2 separate regions of the Homo sapiens genome follow, and region 1 is linked to region 2. Evidence: chromatin loops called from intact Hi-C (ENCODE). Cell type or tissue: Caco-2. All regions are shown on one strand. Links, peaks and the distances in the headings refer to the core of each region. The heading gives the core; the rest is flanking DNA.

Evidence for each region. Peaks named below come from ENCODE experiments on the same cell type or tissue, not always from the same donor. Only the 100,000 strongest peaks of a DNase experiment are listed, where the experiment ranks them.
Region 1: a loop joins it to region 2, with 5 times the contacts of the local background. A loop is called at or near these places in 1 of 110 quality-filtered maps.

Annotation. Positions count from the first base shown.
Region 1 is chr14:80,361,529-80,367,671 of GRCh38, forward strand. All of the region lies in intron 3 of DIO2-AS1 (DIO2 antisense RNA 1), which reads left to right. Among named protein-coding and RNA genes, the nearest start is that of DIO2, 150 kb to the left of the region's middle. In Caco-2, for the core only: no CTCF peak of the experiment used is centred there; a DNase peak (open chromatin) is centred at 3,543.
Region 2 is chr14:80,465,700-80,471,842 of GRCh38, forward strand. No RefSeq gene overlaps it. Among named protein-coding and RNA genes, the nearest start is that of DIO2, 260 kb to the left of the region's middle. In Caco-2, for the core only: no CTCF peak of the experiment used is centred there; a DNase peak (open chromatin) is centred at 3,132.

The sequences.
Region 1 (6,143 bases), core at 612-5,611, 100 kb before region 2:
AACACATTATTGACCCATTTAATAGACAAAGTCATCAAAGTCCCAAGAGGTTAAGTAACATGTGAAGCACATCAAAGGTTAACACAAATTCTGCCTAACATAGAGGCCCACACTCTTTCCATTTTCCTAGATGGTAGCATGTTCCCTTATAGTTAAGAGAAAGCTAAACCATCCCTATTGTCTCGAGGCTGAAGATCTTAATGAAAGACATAGACAAAAACACAATGACACAGAGTTGAGTAACCCATATTTAACTCAGTGGAGAACAAGGCACTAAGATGGTACATGAAAGGATCTAAAAAAAAAAAAAAACAACGTTTTACAAGAAAATAGTTTCTGCAATGTATTTAAAAATTACCCAGATTCTCTTTATTAAGATAACACTTAATACATCCTATCTCTAGTGTTCACAGCTTTTTTGGAGGAGTGGGAGTTCTATGTGTCTTATAATTTTTGGATTATGAGGATATAAGAAAAGAAAAAGAGCATTTTGAAAGCATGCGTTACAGAAAGTCCAAAGAAAAATGAATCAAAACACAGGTTCTGAATACAGACACTTTGGGTTCCAAACCAAGTTCCGCTACTTACTTGCCGATTATTCGATTACGGTCCCTTTACTTAACTACCCTGTACTTCAGTGTCTTCATCTACAAAATGGACATAATAATACCTATCTTATAGAAATGTTATAATAATTAAATGAGATTATATTTTGAAAATAGTTGGCCTCATTCCTGAGACATAATAAGCACCCCGTGACCAATGGTTGTGGTTGTTGCAGAACAATCCAGTAGAACACTTTGACAGCCATCGTACAGTCATGGAGGCCAACGAGGCAACATTTTCAAATAATCACAGTCCATGAATAGGAAAAGGAGAAACCGAGCTAAGAACTTGGCCACACTGGGAAGAAGGGGGATGAAGGGTAACTGCTGGAATTGGCACATAAGGAGACACAAAAGGGCTAGGCAACAAACTTGCTATGTATAACAAAGAAAGACAGCTTACTTGTGTGTTTGTGTGTAATTTTCTGTTGAATATTTCATACAGGAAAAAATAAAGCACCAAAGAAATTATTTTCATTGGATTAGGAAAAATTTTAAATTAAGAGATTCAAAATTTATGTGGCTTTGCTTTAGAAATAACCATTAGTCCATGTACCTCTAGCCTGAAAGCAGCTATATTATTATTACTAATGGGAATCACACATTACAACTTTTTTAAAAGTGGAAAAGACAACTGATTGTCATTTTTTTGTTGGTTAATAATAATGGAACTCTTCCTTTGAGGAAAAAAACAGCATATTTCTACTTTAAGTTATTTTTCTGTTTTCTTAGAATAAGAGTCAGCAAACTACATAGCTTGTGACCAAATATGGCCCACTGTCTGTTTTCATAAACAAAGTTTTACTGGAACCTGGCCTCATTCATTTTTCTACATTCATTTTCTACATACTGCATTCATTTTTATGGCTACTTTCGTGTCAGAATCTCAGAGCAGAGCAAACGTAACAGAGGCTGTACAACCCACAAATCCTAAAATATTTAATTTATACGACCCTTCACAGCAAAAGTGTGCCAACCCCTTTCATACAGTTATGAGGTATTTTGTATTACTATGCTCTGGCTACCGTAATAAAATACCATAGACTAGTTGTCTTAGACAACAGACACTTATTTTCTCCAGAGGCTCTCAGAAGTCTCAGATGAGGTTGGCAGCATGGTCGGTTTCCAGTGAAGCCTCTGTTCCTAGCTTGTAGGCAGGGGTGGGGAAACATCTGGCCATGTTCTCATGATGTGGGAGAGAGCTCTTTGGTGTATCTTCTTATAAGGACACTAATCCTATTGTATCAGGGCCTCATCCTATGACCTTATTTAACCTTAATTACCTCCTTATCGGCCCTAGTTACACTGGGGGTTAGGACTTTAATGTAAAGATTTGAGGAGGATGTAATTCAGTCCATAGCGCATTTCACACCTCCAAACTCTGATTTTAATCTGAAATATCCATGGCCTTTTATCCCCAAATGTACCTTCTAGTGTGCTTTTCTAAATATATCTAGAAAAAATGTTGAAAAGAAAGTACAGTGGAAAATTTCTCTGTTGACTGTGACTAAAGAGACTATCTAGAAACCTTGCCACAAATGGTACCCATACCAAAGCACTTGAACTTGGAGAAAAATAAAGATAAAATGACTTCTGGAAAGCAGGACAAATTTCTCCACTGCGAAACTGAAACACACCCATTAATCCATCCCACAAATGGTAGTTTCCATCATATGGATGATCTTTTATTTTACTGGGCAAAAAAACAGCAGTAAAGTCCTTCAGGGTAATCTGTGATCAAGTGGGGTTTGAAGATTCAAATAAGCATTGATGGGTCAAAGTCAAGTTGTGGGCCTCATCATTCTTGTGCTATTTACAAAAAGGATATAACTCTATTTCTCCAACAACCACGGAGTATTTTAAGAGACACTACCCCATTCATCTTCTGAGTGCTCCTTGAAGCAAAGTGTCCCACATTTTATTTCTATTTTACAAATGAGAAAACTAGGGCAGAGAGCAGTTATACGCTTCTCCCCAGAGAGAATCAATCTCTAGAAGAACTAAAGATATAATAATTTTAACTCTTTTTGTTCTCTATGAGTTCAACCACAAATTAGTATATTCCATACCTCTCCATGAATAAAAAGGGTCTAATGCTCATTGGATAAAATATCATTCACACTGTAGTCATTGTGTATATTTCCTGCCATGTCAATATGGTGGATGACACTTTCACTTTGGTGCTTTTAAGGACTCCCTTCTTTATTATAGGTACAGAAACATGAACAACCATAAGAAAGAAATTATAAGCCAAATTAGATAATGGACAGAGCACCAAAAGTGTTGGTTTGAGATCCTAGCACCATACTGTCTTATGACATAGAAATAGGCACTAGCACCATCTAGTGAGAGACCAAAGTAACTCATGGATTATTAAGAGGGTTTGTCACCCAGGGGGTTCCTCTCATCGAGAGGTTTCAATTATTTCCAGATCAAAGTTTCTTTGGGCTTTATCTGACTCCTAAATAAGCAAGAATATCCTTATTAAAGTCACTGTAGGAGTGCAAGGGTTGAGCTTGGGTTGCTTGTTGTATTTTATTTTCCTGTGACAGAGTAAAAATGGCAAGGGCTAGAAGAGGTTGAGACCCAGTTGAAATCTATTCACCACCAGCTCTTTGGTTTTACACGAATTACCCAATCTCTCCAATTGTCTGTTTCTTCATCAATATAACGAAGATAGTGCCCATTTCATGGGTACTTGGGAAGATTAACGTTATAAAATAAATTTATGTTTCTCTATATGTTGACTCTCAACAAATATTAGTTTTCTCTTTCTCACAAAGGATTCCTGAGATTTTTTCACATAGCACTTGGTATGCCATAACAAAGCACAAGAGACTGGGTGACTTAAAAAAAAAAACAGATATTTATCTTATCACAGTTCTGGAGGCTTGAAGTCTGAGGTCAACGGGTCAGCAAGATTGCCTCTTTCTGAGGGCTATGAGGGAAAGATCTATTCCAGGACTGCCTCCTTGGTTTGTAAATGGCTGTCTTCTCCCCATGTCTTTTCACATCATCTTCCCTCTGTATATACCTGTGTCCCAATGTCTTTTTCTTATAAGCACAACAGTCAAATGGGATTAGGGCCTACCTAATGACCTCATTTTAATTAAATTACCTCTTTAATGATGCTGTCTCAAAATACAGTTAAATTCTTAGGTACTGGGGGTTAGGATTTCAACATATACATTTGGGGGGATTTTGGGGGCACACAATTTAGCTCATAAGAAGCACAGTAAGCAGACATCCATACAGCAAGTTAATAGCAGAGGCAGGATACATCCCAGCCCTGGGCTAGGGTGACATAGCCATGCTGTCCCTGAGAGAGGTAAACAGAAAAATAAAGTTTAATGGATCACATGGAATATCCCACTTACTTTTGTTTAAGTCAAACTATACCATCTTTTTCCTCCAGGAAAAAGGTTTCTGCGATTCTATAAGTATGACAATGTATTGTTAATTATAGCAAGTTCTTAGGTTCCCCAGGTAACTTTGAAGGTGGAATCAAAACATTTGTCCTATCCTCTAAATTGACTGAATCCACCATTCCTCAGTTATTACGCTACTCACCAGTGCTAAACCAACTTTGAGGAACTTCATTTCACTGTTTAGCTGACTCAGGAGGGGCTTTTTGTAATGTCTAGCTAATCTACAGCACAGCTCAGAATCTTCAGCAGCTAAAAAACTGCACTCTCCAGCTTTTATTCTAAAAAAAAAAAAAAAGTCTGCCAGCACTTTCAAAATGTATTTTGTGAGGTACACAAACATTAATATAAGAATAGCAAAGATCGTCCACCTCGTTGCTCTCCTATTAAGCAGATTCCCCTTTTACAGTCTCCCGCATAAGCAGCCTCTGCACTTGAGGTTTAGAGAAAACAGAATTGCATTGCTTTCTCTGCCTGCTGTACCGTGACTTCAACACCATCCTCCCCTTCCAACCTCCCCACCACAGCTACTCCCATGCCTGGCATCCAATTTTTCTCTGCCTGGACAAAACTTAAAACTCGTAATAAACACAAATAGGAGCTTCAGAATTGCTTATAATAGCACTCCCTAGTTATCATTATCATTATTACCTTCATTTATATTTTGAGTACCTATTTGAGATGTCTTCATCCACAGAAAGAAAACTCGGTGAAAAGATAGCAGGATCAAACAATACTCAGTTGTGAGAATCCAAATAAAAGCGGGTCTGAAAGATCAGGTTTGAATTTTTCTAGTTAAATTGCATATCATATTCAATTTCAAAGCTGGCTTGTGATATATTTACCCCAGTGTCTCATCCTCAATTTAAACTGTCCATGTTGTGCTGCCATGAACATTTAAGTACAGGGTTCCACACGGGCAACCCAGTAGTGCCATGTTTCAGCTCCAGCTTTGGCACCTCATTCAATCCTCAGTTACCACCTAACCCACTCCCTTAGTTCTCTCCTCTTTCTTCCACTACAAAGCTGATGCCTTGCTCTCCTTCAAGCTGGCGTATTCCCATTATACAAACATTACTGCTTTTACACCCAGCACCTGGATCTTGGTTTCTAATACCATTCTCCAACAATGGAACTGGGGCCGATTCTATGTCTGGAATACGGGGTATACAAGACGAGCCTAGGAGCATTCTGTAGTGTCAGAAAGTAAGGAAGTGCTAAAAATATTTAAAAATAAAAATATTTTTTAAAAGGATAGTTTATGTAAAAGGAACTAACCTGGAAGAGCTACAATGGCCAAAGCTGAAACGTTTTAACAACAAAATATAAAACATAGAATTAGATTATAGCACAAAGTATAAAATATACATGAGTCCATACTGATATAAATAAATGAGTGAATAAATACATGGAGGAAAAAAGACAAATCTTACATGAGGAAAAATTCTAAATAATACTTGTAGACACTACATACATACCTTTCCAGGAGGTGGAATTAACCACCCCCTGCTTTAAGGGTGAGAGCTGGATTTAGTGACTAGCTTACTGAGTATGAAAAGGCAAAAAACATAAACTTATAGTGGAGAAACCCAGAAAACACTAGCTAAAGGGAGTGATCAAGATTAACATCACCAATGAGCATTCATCTTGATACCATATACACACTAATATGACACGCTGAGAAAGGCATATTACCTCTGTGGTATGTGGCCCTCATACTCATAACCCCAATATAATCATGAGAAAAACAACAGACAAACCCATATTGAAAAATATTCTATAAAATATCTGCACTTCTCTCTTCAAAATTATCAAGGTCACAGAAAGCAAGAAAAGAATGAGAAACTGTCACAGACCAGGGGATACCATAAAAATGTGACAACTAAATGCATCGTGGTATCCTGGATTGACTCTGGGTACAGAAAAAGGACACTCTGATGACCAGTGATGATGAGCATTTTTTCATGTGTCTTTTAGCTGCATAAACGTCTTCTTTTGAGAAGTGTCTGTTCATATCCTTCACCCACTTTTTGATGGGGTTGTTTGTTTTTTTCATGTAAATGTGTTTGAGTTCTTTGTAGATTCTGGATATTAGCCCTTTGTCAGATGAGTA
Region 2 (6,143 bases), core at 589-5,588:
TAAAACAACTTTGGACCCTAGCCAATACCTCCTTTGGAAGGCAGAATATGATGAGTTGTGTGAACAACAAGCCAACCAGAATCAGGCAGACAGGCAAGACATAACAGCTGCTATGCTCCAGGGGAGGGGTCCCCATGCTGATGTACAACAACAACTAGATTTTGATCCCCAGGCCTATGCTCAAGTGTCTTTGTGTGCTCTCAGGGCTTGGGACTGAATTCCCAAAAGCGGAGTTCAACAGGGATCTTTTATAAATGTTCGACAGGGGCCTCAGGAGCCATGTGTTGAGTTTATCAATCGGTAAACCAAAGCAAATAAGAGACAAATTAGTCACGCCCAGGCCACTGATATCTTATTGGTGCAACTGGCTTTTGAAAATGCTAATGTGGATCGCCAGCAAGCAATGCAGGCAATCAGAGGAAAGGCAGCCACAGTCAGGGAACTTATACAACCATGTCAGCTGGTGGGAACTGAGACACACAAAGCCAAAATATTGGCTATGGCATTAAGGGCTCCTAAAGTAAAAAGGGAGAGAAGCCAAAATTATTTCCTATGCGGAAAGCCAGGTCATATGAACAAGGAATGCCCCCATAGTAGAGACCAAAGTAACTCAGGAAAGAACCCCCTTCTATATGCCCCCAATGTAAAAAGGGGAAACATTAGGCAAATCAATGCAGGTCAAAATTTGAAAAAAACGGAAACCCCATAAGTAACCAGGTAGGAAACTTCATGAGGCCCCGCTACAAATGGGCAACGCCAGCAGCTTTCCTTGGTCAGATGGAAAGTCCACAGTCCTCTCTCTCAGAGCAGGCACCACTGGGAATGCAGGACTGGACTTACTCTGCCCCAGTGAATTAGTGCTTAAAGAAGAAGACCCTAAAAGGGTTACAACTGGGATCTGGGGCCCACTGCCTCTGGGAACAGTGGGATTAGTCCTAGGGTGGTCTAGCTTATCTGGTAAAGGAATTAATGTGCTCACTGGGGTAATTGATAGTGATTACCAAGGTGAGATATAGGTTAAGATGGAATGTAAAGGTCTGCATATTCTTCCCCCTCGATCAAAGACAGCTCAGTTACTGATTTTACCATACTAGGTCCCCAAAGCCCACAGAAAGGAAAGGGGAAGGGAAGTTTGGGAAGCACAGGAGACACAGGAGTATATTGGAATCAATTAATCACTGACCAGAGACCCATGATTACCTTAGAAATTAGAAATAAGAATTTTACTGGCTTATTGGACACAAGGGCGGACATTTCAATTATTAGTGATCAAAACTGGCCAGAAACTTGGGCTTGGGTCACTCAGAAACAAAAAATTGTCGGCATTGGGGAAGTGCACACAGCCAAGCAGAGAACGTGCCCCCTAACATGTTGCAATTCAGAAGGAAGAAAGGCAATTATGCAACCTCTAATCATGCCCATCCCTGTTAATCTTTGGGGATGGGACCCATTAGCCCAATGGGGGTCACTCTGCAGACCCCTTTCTAACAAGGGCCACTGTTATTATTCTTCCCCTACCCCGATGTGGCTCTCTCAAGATCCTATTTGGGTAGAACAGTGGCCTCTGAAGGGAGAGAAATTACAGAGGGTCCATGAATTAGTTGAAGAGCAATTAAAAGCTGGACATGTGGAACCATCTAATAGTCCTTGGAATTCGCCCATTTTCCTCATTCCCAAAAAGTCTGGGAAATGGAGACTTTTGCATGACTTACGTGCTGTTAATGTCAATTTGCAACATATGGGACCCCTTCAGCAGGGGCTCCTTTCCCCCATGGTGATTACTCAAGATTGGCCTACAATCATTATTGACTTAAAGGACTGTTTTATATTTATATATATATATATATATATATATATATATTCGTTATACTTTAAGTTCTAGGGTACATGTGCACAACATGGTTTGACACATAGGTATACATGTGCCACGTTGGTTTACTGCACCCATCAACTCGTCATTTACATTAGGTATTTCTTCTAATGCTATCCCTCCCCCAGCCCTCCATAACCCAAGAGGCCCTGGTGTGTGATGTTCCCCGCCCTGTGTCCAAGTGATCTCATTGTTCAACTCCCACTTGTAAGTGAGAACATACAGTGTTTGGTTTTCTGTCCTTGAAGGACTGTTTTTATATGATTCCCTTAGCAGAACAGGACAGAGAAAAATTTGCGTTTACAATACCAGCTATCAATAATGAAAGGCCAGCTTGTCAATTTCATTGGAAAGTGCTTCCTCAAGGAATGCTAAATAGTCCTACCATGTGTCAGTATCATGTAAATCAAGCTTTGCTACCCAGTAGAAAAGAATTTCCTGATTGCAAGGTTATTCATTTATGGATGATATTCTACTAGCAGCCCCAATGGAGCCAATGCTTTTAAATGTATTTACCTCTGTCATAAAGAATACATAGCTAAAAGGTTTAATCATTGCACCCGAGAAAGTATAGATGTCTTCTCCTTGGAAATATCGTGGGTACATACTAACTTCCCAGTCAGTAAGATCTCAAAATGTTAAATTAAATATTAGAAACTTACACACCTTAAATGATGATCAGAAATTACTAGGTGATATCAACTAGCTCTGCCCTACTCTGGGTATATCTACGGATAAGCTGCAAAACCTGTTTTCTATCTTAAAGGGCAATACAGCCCTAGATTCTCCCAGATATTTAACCCCTGCAGCAAAAGGGAAATTGAGGAAATAGAATAAACCATCTCTCAGAGGCACCTAGATAGCATAGATCCAGGCTACTCAATTCAAATGTTTATCTTTCCCACCAAACACTCCCCTACAGGGTTAACCACAGACCCCAGGACTGCACTTTCTAGAATGGTTTTTTTGTTTTTGCTCACATACCAGGACTAAAACACTAGTTCCCTATATCCAGTTACTTAGTAAAGTCATCTATTCAGGCTGCAAATGATGCAGTCAGTTGCTAGGTTATGATCCTAATATCATCAGGATTCCTTTAAGTAAAAAGCAGTTAGAAGCAGTATTGCCCTTATCGATGGACTTGCAAATAGCACTCTCTGATTACACAGAACAAATAGAGCATGTCCTTCCCGCTGACAAACTCCTTCATTTCTTATCTTGTACTCCTGTGATCTTGCCTACACAAACAGTTCACTCCCCCATACCTAATGCTTTAACACTGTTTACTGATGGATCTGGTAAACATGGAAAGGCGGCAGTCTTTTGGAGACTACATAATTCACTCACTTGATCTGGATTTACTAGCACTCAAAGAGCTGAGACTGGGGCCCTGATATTGGCCTTGGAAACTTTTTCGGCTCAGCCCATCAATATTGTTAGCGACTATGCCTACTCTATTTATTGCAGAACCTTGCAACAGCCCTAATTAAGTCCACTCTGGAGCCCACCCTGTGTGCTCTTTTTCTTAGACTTCAGCAATTGCTAGATCAGTGTATACATCCTATTTTTATCACACATTTTTGAGCCCAGAGTTCACTGCCTGGCCTATTGGCTTACGGCAATGATCAAGCAGACCTTCAGGTTATGACATCACTGCTTGACCAAGCCACCCAATCACATCAATTTTTACACCAAAATTAGAGAAACTTATCTAAACAATTTCAACTCACCCAGAGACTAGCTAAACAAATTATCCTGCAATGCCCAGATTGCCAGCTCACAGGCGCATCCCCACCTTCAACACGTGTTAACCCTAGAGGACTAGAACCTAATCAGTTACGGTAAACAGATGTTACACACATCCCCGAATTTGGAAAACTTAGATACGTACGTGTATCCATTGATACCAATTCTCAATTAGTGCCCATGCTTTGCCTGGAGATTCCACCCAATATGTCATTAAACATCTTTTAACTTTTGCATTTATGGGATGGCCCACAAAAATTAAAACTGATAACGGTCCAGTTTATGTCAGCTCACAATTTCAACAATTTTGTCACACATGGGATATCCAACATTCCACAGGCATCCCATATGACCCCCAAGGACAGGCCATAGTAGAACGTGCCCACTCCACCCTTAAAAATATGCTCAAAAAACAGAAGAGGGGGAGTATGGGTAAAGACCCTGCAACGCTACTAGCACAAGCCTTATTTACCCTTAATTTTTAAAATTTAGATGACAAATTTCAATCAGCTGTAGAAAAGCACTTTGCTAAAACCTCTCAAGACATAAAACCTGCAGTTTTATGGAAAGATGTAAACAGTAATATATGGTGTGGTCCAAATGAATTACTAACTTGGGGAAGAGGGTACACTTCTGTCCACACCCCCTCAGGTCCTCTTTAGATTCCAGCATGATGCATCAAACCATACCATGGCATGGCTAGGACCCAACCCGGTACCAGAAATGAAGGAACTGACCTTACAGGACCCACAGCCCTGGACGATGTGGCTTCTGTGGACGACAAAAGCCCCGGACATTACCTGGGGTATGCTGAAGAGGACAACTCAGGAGGCTGAATGAATCCCGCTCCAGACACAGACACCATTCACTTCAGATAATTTGTTCCTTGCTATGCTGTCTGTTGTACATTGCAATTCACATAGGGTATTGCTCCTTTTTAGGCCCTTGCTTTGTCTGCAACCTGTACCTGCTACACTCTATTGGGCTCATATCTTAGATCCGCCTTTCTTTAGTCCTGTCACCTAGGCAGACACCCCCTTCCCAGGCTTTAATAACGTGACTGCTTGGCTAGGAGGGATAGATTTACCCCCAGTGGGGTCCCTCATTAATGGCACACATTGGACTAAGATGCCAGATAACAATAAGTATCACTCCAATATCCTCCCACTATGCGTTAAGTTATAAAGGTTCTAACCCTTACTGTGTACCTGCTCAAACACAATTATGGCTACATCATGGCAAAAGAAATGCCTTAACAGTCTTAGCTGCAGGTAGCCTCAAACCGGGTAATTCAATCAATGTTGCTTTCCCAAACATTCCTTCCTGTGCTAAAGAACAAAGCCAGGAAAGTAATGAATTCCACTTTAGCTGGGAGGTCTGTCACAGGGGACAAGCCTGTAGCCTCCAGTTAGGCAATTATAACACCTTAGACTGGAACCCTCATGGCCATTTGCAGGACAGCCTTACTGATGTCCACATCCATCATGGCATCAATCACAGTTTCATAGCCTTGTTCCATCCCCCTGTGATTTGGGCCAATGGGGGGATGGGATATCCCAGACCCCAAGTAAAGTCCATCCCACTTCAAGACACTTTATGGTGACTGGGACATCTTAGTACTTCCTTTGACACCTGGCATGGGACATATCATAATTCCAGTAACAACTATACTATAACCTTTATTCATAATCACACTGATCAGTGCCTAATTTGCACTACCCATCCATATGTTTTCCTTATGGGAACTAATATTTCCATTACACCCAAAACTCTGCATTTGTGACCCAGGTGCAGGAACAGGCTTGGTTTGTCTCATGTATCACTAATTATAATATATCTAATTTAAATATTACTAGTGCCATGGTATTAAGGAGACAATCTGAGGCATTCCTATCAGTCAATTTGACACACGACTGGCAAGGTTCCTCTGCCCTTGCCACCTTAGAATGTACCCTATCCCAGGTCAGACCCAAAAGATTCATAGGCACACTTACAGCCTTTATAGTCTCAGCCATAGTTATCCTAGCAACTGCTAGTGTGGCTGTAGCATCTATTACTGAAACAGTACAAATGCTGTTTTTGTAGATAATTTGGCCAAAAATGTGTCTAATGAACTTCTCTTACAGCAGGGTACAGATCAAAAGATTCCTGCAAGTCTGCAAGCCCTTGAGGCTGTCTTGGAATATGTGGGGGAGTGACAAGATGCACTGGCATTCTGTCAACAATTAAACTGCGACTGGGAGCATAAACATATCTATGTCAGTTCTCTACCATGGAATCGATCAATGCATAGTTGGGATGAGGTGAAACAATACCCCTGGGGAACCTTTCATTACAACTTAACAGCAGACGTAAAGCAACTTACAACTGAAATTTTAGAATCCCTTCACACGATACATCTACACACCCAACAAACAGCCATATGGAAGAGCAGGCAAGATCATCTCTCCTGGTTAGACCCCTGCTCCTGGGGGTCACTCTTTGACTGGAAAAGAATGTTGCTAATTATACTCATGATTGTCTTATG